2 separate regions of the Homo sapiens genome follow, and region 1 is linked to region 2. A link is a contact called in ENCODE Hi-C or POLR2A ChIA-PET data. All regions are on one chromosome and are shown on one strand. Each heading gives the region's core, a stretch centred on a gene start or an enhancer-like site at or near the end of the contact. The rest is flanking DNA. Distances are from core to core; before and after follow the strand shown.

Region 1 (5,716 bases), core at 298-2,797, 54 kb before region 2:
TTTTTTTTTTTTTTTTTTTTTTGAGATGGAGTCTCACTCTGTTGCCCAGGCTGGAGTGCAGTGGCACCATCTCAGCTCACTGCAACCTCTGCCTCCTGGGTTCAAGCGATTCTCGTGCCTCAGCCTCCCTAGTAGCTAGGATTACAGGCACGCGCCACCACGCCTGGCTAAGTTTTGTATTTTTAGTAGAGACAGGGTTTCACGGTTTTGGCCAGGCTGGTCTCAAACTCCTGACCTCAGGTGATCCACTCGCCTCAGCCTCCCAAAGTGCAGGGATTACAGGCATGAGCCACCACGCCTGGCCCAAAGAATCTTTCTTAACAATGGAAGCCAGCTACTTCGATAGTTTTATTTAACTCAAAACCAACGGCCGCAAGTAGAAAGAGAAAGGACATGTTCACCTGTGTTCTCCAGGATGGGGGTGGGGATGGAAAAAAACAAACAGAGGGGCTGCTTGCATACATCAGTGGTGAGGCTGGAATAGGGCTTCCAGTGTCTGGGCTGAGGCCGCTGGGGTGTCTGAACTGAAGCCTTGGCGTGCCCAAGGCCATTGGAGATTGGTTAGGTCAACTCCTGGCAGACTGGGCACAGAGAACTCAAATGGCTCACCCAAGGTCACACTCCCACCTTCTTTCTTACTTTTAGCACCCAGCAATTTAGGTCGGAAGGATGGAGTCCCTTGTGCAAGCCAGCATGGGGAGATGGGGTTTACAGCTTTGAGGTGGCATTATCAATGTCTGCTTAATTAATAAAGGGGGGGTTCTCTGTTTGTTTGCTTCTTGTAGCCCCCTTGACCTCACCAGTAAGGCAGCTAAGGGGGAAACGGAGCAGGGCATTGAAGCCACACGGGGCTGAGTCTGACCCTAGGTTTTGTGCCTTGTCTGAGCCCCATTTCCCCCACCTGTAAAATGAGTATGTATGTGCCTCATGAAATTATTGCAAGGATTGAGTGAGAACATGCAGCGCTTCCTAGCAGGTCCTTGGTCTATGCAGCTTTACGGTGAAGGTGATGACTTGGACACTCCCAGCCTAGAACTTGGCCCACAGAAAGGTTTACATCAGCCCTCGTTGTCTGGGAGTGGAAATGCTCTCAACGTTTCAACCAAAGATCTGAGAGTAGAATACATTCTGTCTTTAAGGTGCTAGCTGTTCATTTTCCAGACAAACCCACAAATAAGTAAAAAGAGAAACGGAGGGAGGGAGGGAGAGTATTCTCTGGGAAAACAGGGAGAAATAAAAGATCCATATGATGTTTGTGGGGAAGGGGAGAAGGCAAATAATTGAGGCATTACATTTTGGGTTGAAAGAAGATGTTTTTGGTCAACCTATTTACTTTCAGTTTCATCATTTCCTGAGAGTCCTAATTTAGCCTCTGGTTGTGTCCCGCTCGATTATGGCCTAAAAAGGCAACTGCTTGGGTTTCTTGGAGTTGGACTGGCACCCGCAGGAAGCCGGCGGGAAGGAAAGCGCTGGGGGATGGCCTCAGCCTGATCCAATCTCATCTCCAGGGGCGAGAGCTGCTTGCTTCCTTCTGAACCTCTTGCTGGCCTGCCCATTCCCACAGGAGCTCGGGACTTTCTGAGCCACGGAGATCTTTCCTCTGTGTGTGTGTGTGTGTGTGTGTGTGTGTGTGTGTGTGTGTGTGTTTTGTTTTTTGTTTTTTTGTTTTTTTAAGTGGTAGATGATGATGCTGGTTGGTTGCTTTCACATGTACATCCTGCTCAAATGGCAGTGCATGTCGATTCAGCCCTTTTGGAAAACAATTGGATGGGACATCCCAGGACTGTAGAAGTGTTTGTATGTTCTTTTCTCCCGTAACTCCACTCCTGGGAATGTATCTCAAGGTGGTGGTACACTACGGCCGGGTGCGGTGGCTCACGCCTGTAAGCCCAGCACTTTGGGAGGCCGAGGCAGGCAGATCACCTGAGGTCAGGAGTTTGAGACCAGCCTGGCCAACATGGTGAAACCCCATTTCTACTAAAACTACAAAAATTAGCTGGGCGTGGTGGCGGATGCCTGTAATCCCAGCTACTCGGGAGGCTGCAGCGGAGAATCGCTTGAACCTGGGAAGCGGAGGTTGCAGTGAGCTGAGATCACGCCACTGCACTCCAGCCTGGGTGATAGAGCGGGACTCCATCTCAAAAAAAAATAAAGATGGTATACTAGATAAGAGGGTAAAAAAACCTTATAAGTGGTCCTTAAAAAAGAAAAAAACACTTGAGAATATTGAGAATATGCTGCAGCCATTAAATGTTGGACAGTGAGGCCTTGGTGTCAGGAGTTCTGGGTTCAGGTCCTCATTCCCCAGCTTGTGTGACCGAGTAGAGTTACTTTCTCTCAGGGCCACCACTGCATCATCTGTAAAATGGGTTGGATAAAATTGATTAACAAGCAAATCTGAGGCTGGGTGTGGTGGCTCACACCTGTAATCCCAGCACTTTGGGAGGCCAAGGCAGGCAGATCACATGAGGTCAGGAGTTTGAGACCAGCCAGGCCAACATGGTGAAACCCCGTCTCTACTAAAAATACAAAAAATTAGCCAGGCGTGGTGGCACACGCCTGTAGTGCCAGCTACTCGGGAGGCTGAGGTGGGAGAATCGCTTGAACCCAGGAGATGGAGGTTGCAGTGAGCCGAGATCGTGCCATTGCACTCTAGCCTGGGTGACAGAGCAAGACTTCATCTCAAAAAACAAAAACCAAGCAAATCCTAGCCCTACAGGAAAATAGTCACAGTAAGTAAGGAAAATACAAAATCTGAAACTCTGTCCTCTGCCTGATAGTTAAAAATCAAGTGTTTCCATGAGCCAGGTCCAGAAAGGACCACGAAAAGAAAGAGAAAACTGATTTTGCAAGGCGGGGAGAGGCGGTGGGGGGAGTTCAGGAATTTAGGGGATTATTTTTCTTTTATTTTCAAAAACTTTTTTATTATGGGCAGTTTTAAAAAGTTTCACCTGGGCACAGTGGCTCATGCCTGTAATCCCAGCACTCTGGGAGTCCAAGGCGGGCAGATCACCTGAGGTCAAGAGTTCAAGACCAGCCTGACCTAAAACCCCATCTCTACTAAAAATACAAAAATTAGCCGGCTGTGGTGGTGGGCGCCTGTAGTCCCAGCTACTCGGAAGCCTGAGACAGGAGAATTGCTTGAATCTGGGAGGTGGAGGTTGCAGCGAGCTGAGATCTTGCCATTGCACTCCAGCCTGGGCAACAGAGTGAGTCTCTGTCTCAAAAAAAAAAGTTTCAAAGAGGCTGTTTAACAGCCCCAGGACAGAGTAGGAAGGAGTGGCTGCACGCTGGCTGCTGTGTTTGATAGACTACCTCCCGGGTATCCCGCTGTCGTGCCCCTTATTGAATTTTTAGCAGCTCTTTACTATCCCCCATTCATAAATGAGGCATATGGATTATAGATAAGGTGGTTTAACCCACATGCATCCTGGAGAGGTCTGAGTATTAACCTGACTGAACACACTTATACACACACACACACACACACACACACACACGCCCCCAGAGGCACAGGATACGAGTGGAAACAGCAGCTCTGCTGCAGCCCTGTGGCTCCCCATCATTGAATGTGGCTGATCCTGCCCAGGTGGCCGAGGGGGCTTTCATAGAAACTCCACTGTTTATCCTGACCTTTGCGGCTCTCCCTGCCGGTCTAACCCGTGTATTGATCTTGGCGCCGCTGCTCACCCACGTCATTCTAGCAGAGTTGCTGAAACCAAATAGCCCTGTCCTTGGCCAGGCTGAGCAGAGCCCAGCCTTGCTTAATGAAAAGTTCTGGGAGGGAGGTGCCCAGCAAGCTGGGGCTCTGACCTTCAGCTGGAGCCTTGGTCCTTGGAGGCGGGGGGTGTCCCTGGTGGGATGCATTCTCTCTTCCTCTTGCAAGAACTGTGGCTTGGTGGCCAGGCCTCTGCTAGTCTTCAAGTGGACACCACTGGCCTGTGACTGTCCCCTGCCCTCCCACCAAAGCCTGAAAGTCGGACAGGGTGAGGTTCTGAGGGCAGTTGGTTGGGTGGAATTCCTCCCCGCCAGCTGGTGTGATGTTTGTGACCCTCCAGAGCGGATTTCCAGGGCAGTCTGAGTGCCTGGGCCCTGCAGCCTGAGGGTGCCCATGGGCTGCCGAGAAGCCAGGCTACCAGATGGGTTCTTTGCTGTTAGGGTTGGCATTGCTGGGGCGAAGCAGCGTTTGAGGACGGTCAGAGCTCATTCTGCCACTGCTGATGGGCTGCAAGCTTGCGCCGACAGTAGCGGGCCGAGGGAGTAAATCTTGAGTTCTAACGTGCCTGCTTTTTGACGGGCCATGTGGTCCACACTGGGAAGGCTCACTCAGCCTTCCTGCCTACCTGATAACATCCGGCAAATATTTGTTGAACGCTCTGGAATGCATTCCTCTCCACTCCCCACATCACACTCAGCTCGTGGGGACAGTTAGGGCCCAGCTCCAGTGCCGGCCTGGCTTCCGAGGGACCCCAGGCACAATTGTTCTGGGAGGAGGCCAGGCACAGGAGCCAGGCGTCCCTGGGTTAGCGTCCCACTCCATGCCTGGGTTGGGCAACTCTGGGCAAGTGACTTGCCCTTTCTGAGTCTGTTTCCTAGTTTATGAATTGGGGATGATGAGACAGCTCTTTCCCAGGATGGTTGCCAGTTAGGTGAGGTGGTGAATAAACTGAGCGTGGTGCTGGGAGGTACTTAGTAACCATCCCCTGCCCCTTCTGCTCTCGGTAGGAGTCTCGTGAGGGGCACCGATGTCCTCAGATGCGTTCATTGGCGGGGTCAGCAACACACTTAGGGTTTGGGGGCATGGGGTTCAAGTGAGTCTCTCTGCTATTCATGGAGTTATCCTTTGTGGGTTTGAGGTCTATGAAAAGGCTGAGAACCCGCAGCCTGAGACCTGTGTTCTGTGATTGCTGCAAGGTCTTGAGCAGGGCAGGGGCGCGATGGGGAGACTTTGGGGAGCCTGGGTGCTGGGACCCTAGGGGTGCCTGTTGACTAGTTAGTGGTTAGACACATGGTAGGGAGAAAGAACAACTAGGATTTACCTGGCAGGGAGAAACCTTGGATTTGCTTGAATGGACTGGCCAGGGTGAAGTGCAGACAGCTGAAAATAAGCTGGTGGTGCCCTGGAGGCTGCTCCTGGTATAGACCCTAGACCTCAGACCCGCAGCAAAGACGAGGGGCGGCCAGGCAGTTCACAGCCACCGTTCCTGTCTTGTTTGCTCTGACTCATTCTGAGCCCGGCCTGCTCTCAGGGTGGTCCTTGCAGAGTGGATGTGCCCCCTGGCCCCCACAAGGGTCTGTGGGGTTTGCCTGTGTTGGGAAATGTCAACAGAGCCACCGGCCGGGGAAGCTGGTGATGCTGCCAAGCTCTGTTCCTGGGACTTGTGTCCCTCCTGGCGAAAGGGAGCCAGCAAAAAGGTTTTTTCCTGGAAAACCGCCCCTTCTGGAGTGAGTCCAGGGGAGCCCCTTGGCCTTGACTGAAAACCACTAATGAGCCCAGATGAAAAGTTCTGGTCAGCCTAGATTTTTCCCTTTGTTCTTTCCCTCCCATGCCCCCAGCCTCCTTGGGATCCAAGTCCCTCTTGGAATCTGGAAGCACAAAAGCCCATGGTGTTCCGTGTTTGGATCTGGGGACTTCCTGGATTGCAGGGGCCTGAGGGGAGGGGGCTTGATCTCATAGAGGGAAAAAAAACCTTCCTGATCTTCCTTGATTTCCCAG
Region 2 (5,225 bases), core at 803-3,302:
GCCTCCCAAAGTGCTGGGATTACAGGCATGAGCCACTGCTCCTGGCTGAATCTGGCATTTCTGATTGGGGTTTAGAGTGATGGGTGGGAAGAGGCTGACTCTGCTTGGATTTGCCTGCCTGAAGGATCCTGCTTACCAGGACTCCTTACCGTGTGACCCTTGTGGGGACAGCACCCAGAGCCTGCCTGTCCCTAAAGAACCCTGTGATTCCAGGGGAGCAGGCCATCCTCGAGTCCAGACTCATCTTTGACTCCCTGGGGAATGACGGCTCCCCTGCTGCAGGACAGCGGCTGTGGGCACTGCACACTCGTCCCCTTGTGCTCGGGGATGGGGTCCTAGCAGGAGCGCCGAGCTCTGGGAGACGAAGCTTGAGCATTTGCACAGATGGAGGCTTGTTTATCCAAAAGCCCTCCAGCTGACACCTGCAGCCCACCTTCACAGTACATCAGCTTCTGACGTTCTCCCACCAAACAAAAGCTCAGATAGGGAACAGCACGAAGGGTGGGAAGCTGAAGTCCAGAGTCACCCAGGGCCAGTCAGCTTAATCACCAAGGGTCACGCTCAGTCCCCACACTGAGTAGGATCTGTGGTTACTTCACACGTGCCTTCACCCCCATGGGCACCTCAGTGGAGGGGTAGTCTGGTGACCTAGGTCCTTCACCGACTGTAAGATTAGTGCCTCATGGAGTCACACAGCCTGTAAGTGGGAGAAACTTATCTCAACCCCAAGGCCAGACCCCTTCCCTGAATTTCTTTCTTGAGGTGCCCCAGGCAAGGGTAGACCCCCAGAAAAGCTTGAGGACAAGACCAGGACTGTTAGGTCGGGTCTGCTGTCCACTGCTCCGCGCTGACCATGTTCCTCACCACACAGAGCATTTGCCAAGCGGCAGCAGCAGCTTACCGCCATGAAGGTCCTCCAGCGGAACTGCGCTGCCTACCTGAAGCTGCGGAACTGGCAGTGGTGGCGGCTCTTCACCAAGGTGCGTGCTAGAAGGGCCTCCTGAGTAGCTGGGACTACGGGTGCACACCACCATACATACCTGGCTAATTGTTTGTATTTTTTGTAGAGGTGTGGTCTCACCATGTCGCCCAGGTTGGTCACAAACTCTTGGGCTCCAGCAATCCTCCTACCTCAGCCTCCCAAAGTGCTGGAATTACAGGCATGAGCCACTGTGCCCGGCCCTTTTTGATTTTTAGTAGAGACAAGGTCTCACTATCTTGCCCAGGCTGACCTTCCTGGCCTTTAAAAAAAAAATCTCTTTATTTTTAAACTTGTCCGGGCTGCTTTTGTGTATAATACATAATTTATGGTAATGGCGAAAAACCAACTCACAAAAAGCCTAAAGAATTAAATAAAAATTCACACATAAACCCTTAGCCTAAACCAACAGCAGCAGCTATTTTAGTGTTTAATTTCTCGCTCTTTTTCTCACTGCCTATAAAACCTCAGCTATGTAAACAGTATACATTCTTCCATAGCTGAGTTTGACTCATATAAACAGTTGTAGTTCGTACGTTCCATTTATGATTCCTTCATAAGCATCGTTTTTTTAGAGGTAGTGTGCTGTTCCCTAGGGAACACATCATTATCTGGGTACTTTTTCAGAGATGGGTCCTTCCTCATTTTCTTGCTGTGATAAACAATGCCGAGGTGAACATCTTCACGCACACGCAGGGATAGTTTCCCTGGAATGTAGTTAGCGGGTCAGAAGCCCGTGGTACAGAGCGCCAGGAAGGATGTGCCTGCTTGCAGCCCCCACCACAGCGTGTCTTCTTGCCCCTCACTTTCATGTTTCCAGAGGTGAGGGAGAGGCCTCACACCTGTTGGCAGAGGCGGGCATCTTCCAGCCGAGCATGTCTCTACCTCTATCTCCTCTCCCAGGTCAAGCCGCTGCTGCAGGTGAGCCGGCAGGAGGAGGAGATGATGGCCAAGGAGGAGGAGCTGGTGAAGGTCAGAGAGAAGCAGCTGGCTGCGGAGAACAGGCTCACGGAGATGGAGACGCTGCAGTCTCAGGTGGGTGTCAGTGCAGGCTCAGTCCAGGTCGCACGACCTGCCTGGTGCTGCCACCTGCTGGCCATCGGTAGGCACGGCATGCTGGAAGTTTCTATTACTATAGGAGTTTTCTACAACTGAGTTTCCTATTACTGTAAACAGTGACCAGTCTCTCTGCAGACCCCATTGGGTGTTAAGTGATGTAGGGAGGCCACTTAATAGAGTGGAACGTTCACAAGTGTTGGGTTCAAACCTCAGCTCTACCACATGACTTGAGCCCATTTCCTGGGACCTTGCTCTGGAGCTCATGGGGTAGTGAAAAATCAAGGACACGATGTCTGGAAGGTACCTGGAAGCTTCAGAGCTCTCCAGATGAAAGCTACTTTTGTCTGCATGTTCCTTTCCCTCTGGGATCCCGAGCCATGGCGTCCGTCCTTGAGGATGGAGTGGCTTGAGGGTGTTGCGAGGAGCTTGTGTTTTCCACTTGTTGTTTGCAGCTCATGGCAGAGAAATTGCAGCTGCAGGAGCAGCTCCAGGCAGAAACCGAGCTGTGTGCCGAGGCTGAGGAGCTCCGGGCCCGCCTGACCGCCAAGAAGCAGGAATTAGAAGAGATCTGCCATGACCTAGAGGCCAGGGTGGAGGAGGAGGAGGAGCGCTGCCAGCACCTGCAGGCGGAGAAGAAGAAGATGCAGCAGAACATCCAGGTTCCTGCCCGCTGCACCCGGGGAGGGGTGGCGCCGGAGGGGCAGGGCGGGGCGGAGGAGCAGGAACCAGGAGCTGGGAGAACATGGAATTAGGGTCCAAGGAGGCTGCTCCTCACGCAATCTGCTTGGGGCTCTCAGTGAGAGGTGTTCCCTTTGGGCTGGTAGTTTGTGACATGTGCATCTGAGATCTCCATGAGCACTGCCTGGGCCAGCATCAAGGCCAATTTGATTTCCCTGCCATTAGCCCTGGCCCTGGCTAGCCGAAGGGGCACAGGGCCAGCACCTCTGCGTCCTGCCTGTTTCATGGGTGGGAGCTTGCTGCAGGAAACCCTTCAGAACATTGCACCGATGTTCTGGCCCTGTGTCCCAGTTTGAAATCTGGAATCCTACAAATGGGGCTTGGGCCCTGCCTCGGCTGTGGCCCTGGGCTGGCGGACCTTGCCGTCCCCACCTCAGCCATGGCCCTGGGCTCACAGACCTTGCTATTTTCTCCTTGGCGTTTGGATCTGGCCTTCGGACCTTGCTGCCTTCACCTTGGCCATGCCTCTGGGCCTGCTGTCCTTACCGTGTCTCTGGCCCCCGGCAGGAGCTTGAGGAGCAGCTGGAGGAGGAGGAGAGCGCCCGGCAGAAGCTGCAGCTGGAGAAGGTGACCACCGAGGCGAAGCTGAAAAAGCTGGAGGAGGAGCAGATCATCCTGGAGGACCAGAACTGCAAGCTGGCCAAGGTGAGGCCCGTGGCTGTCGCCTGCCGCTGCTCCAGGGGCGCCGTGGATGGGAGAGTGTGGTCACCCTTGCAGGGCCTGGCTCCCCGCTGCTGCTGCTTCCTGTCTCTTCTGCCTGCAGCATGAGGGCTTCTGCTTAACTGCAAGTGCTCCCTGGAGGTCCCATGGGCCTTAGTTGAGGGATTTCCTCATAAGCAAAGGGGCCCTGGGGAAGGGTTTGTCCTTTCCCCTCTGGAAAGCTCTTCTTTGCCAGCCGTGAGACCCGAGCCTGTGTAAAGGTGGCCATCTGTGCAGCATTGCAAGTGTTGGTCACTGTGGGGTTGGGGACACCTTGGTGGCTCTGTGTTGAGATACGGGGTACTCTTCCTCCACTGTCCCTGGGCGGCAGCTATTCCTCTTGAGAATGAGTTGGGTCCCTGTCGGTGTCTGCCCAGGGAGCAGATAGCAGCCGGGGAACCAGTTAGAGGAGAAGGCAGGAGAAGGCAGCCTCCCCACCTTTCGGGCCTCCTCAGAACATGGGAGCCCCAAAGGCTGGGGAGGCTGAGGTGGCAGGACGCCCACCCGGGACTGGGATGAGGGGACTCAGGTGCTTGTGCCGAGCTGTGGCCGCTGGGCAGGGGTGTTGCAGGGGCCACACAGAACAGAAAGCAAGGAGAGCAGCCCGGGGCACCGCGGGGCTGAAGAGGGGGAGGGGCCGTGGCCCACCTGGCAGGTGAGAGAGGGGCACGGAGAAGGTGGCCTGGTGGCGCAGGTGAGCGCCGTGTGGCAGCCTCTTGAAGGAGTGGAGCCATCTGTCCCTGCTGACACTAGCTGTCACCTGGAATCCTTTCTCACCCAAGCCCACAGGGGAAGGGGAAGGGCTTGGGCACCCACATTTTTTGGTTCTAAGGAAGCGTACCTCGCTGTTTCAGGGGAGCTCGTGACCTTTCAAAATTATCCTTTGATCTAGGAAAATCCTAATGAACTTGATCAAGCGTCTAAAGCCCTCTCCATTCAGCCCCAGATTTCCGGGCGAGTCATGCTTTGAGGCTAGCAAGTGTTCTGTGCTCAACCAACACTAAATGCCAGCCTACTCCCCTCTCCCCAGGAAAAGAAACTGCTGGAAGACAGAATAGCTGAGTTCACCACCAACCTCACAGAAGAGGAGGAGAAATCTAAGAGCCTCGCCAAGCTCAAGAACAAGCATGAGGCAATGATCACTGACTTGGAAGGTGAGGGGGTGACGAGCAGGAGGTGATGGGCAGGGGCTGGCGGGCAAGGGCTGGCGGTCAGGGGCCGGCCTGTCTGACCGGAACACCGAGGCCTTCTCAGCTCACGGGTGAGCCTGGGTCACACTACAGCACTGGCTGCTGCCCTTTAGACCTGAGGTCACCAGGTCGAGGGGAGCCGTGTCTGGTGCCTGCGGGAACCTGAGCCTCCAGGCCCCTGTTGCTCTGTGGCTAGATGCCCCCACTGCATGAAGCGTGTTTAGAGAGCTTTGGCATTGCTCTGTTGTGTGCCGTGGGTTTTGGAAGCTTCTGAGACTTCCTAGGAGGCTCCGGGTTTGACCCACAGGACTCACTAGCTCTGTCACTGACTAGCTGGCTCATCTTGCAGCTATGACTTAAGCTCCATGAGCTTTAGTTTTACCTAAAAAGGGGACACAGTGCTAGGGTGTCTGTGAGAATTTCATTAAATACATGTGAACACATATGTACCGTAAAGTCCTAGACGAATACTGCGGAAGTTCATTGCTTGACTTGGGGCAGGGTGACAAATCCTGCCTTGTCTCTGTGTGCCCTCGGGATCTGTGGCAGGGAGGGGGTGC

The links. A loop is a pair of places that touch in the nucleus more often than their neighbours do. ChIA-PET counts read pairs that join two places held with the same protein, here RNA polymerase II (POLR2A). Pooled maps may share reads with other maps.
Region 1: a loop to region 2 is called in a map of Calu3, with 7 times the contacts of the local background. The contact joins two enhancer-like sites. A Hi-C loop is called at or near these places in 7 of 168 maps with a recorded cell type or tissue (CD4-positive, alpha-beta memory T cell, CD8-positive, alpha-beta T cell, Caki2 and 4 more), 1 of 37 single-sample maps with no recorded cell type and 7 of 50 pooled maps. POLR2A ChIA-PET finds 5 or more read pairs at or near these places in 19 of 52 experiments (AG04449, AG04450, CD4-positive, alpha-beta T cell and 14 more).

Annotation. Positions count from the first base shown.
Region 1 is chr22:36,350,887-36,356,602 of GRCh38, reverse strand. All of the region lies in intron 1 of MYH9 (myosin heavy chain 9), which reads left to right. Among named protein-coding and RNA genes, the nearest start is that of MYH9, 34 kb to the left of the region's middle. RefSeq lists enhancers at 1,447-1,947, 1,948-2,448, 2,898-3,627. Within about 2 kb of position 1,547, at least 27 of the 41 ENCODE cell types and tissues checked have a DNase peak (open chromatin) inside an H3K27ac peak, as active enhancers do.
Region 2 is chr22:36,298,323-36,303,547 of GRCh38, reverse strand. MYH9 (myosin heavy chain 9) reads left to right here. Exons shown (of 41, transcript NM_002473.6): 20 at 872-980; 21 at 1,883-2,014; 22 at 2,491-2,697; 23 at 3,284-3,421; 24 at 4,506-4,629. Among named protein-coding and RNA genes, the nearest start is that of MIR6819, 14 kb to the right of the region's middle. RefSeq lists an enhancer at 2,393-3,592. Within about 2 kb of position 2,052, at least 13 of the 41 ENCODE cell types and tissues checked have a DNase peak (open chromatin) inside an H3K27ac peak, as active enhancers do.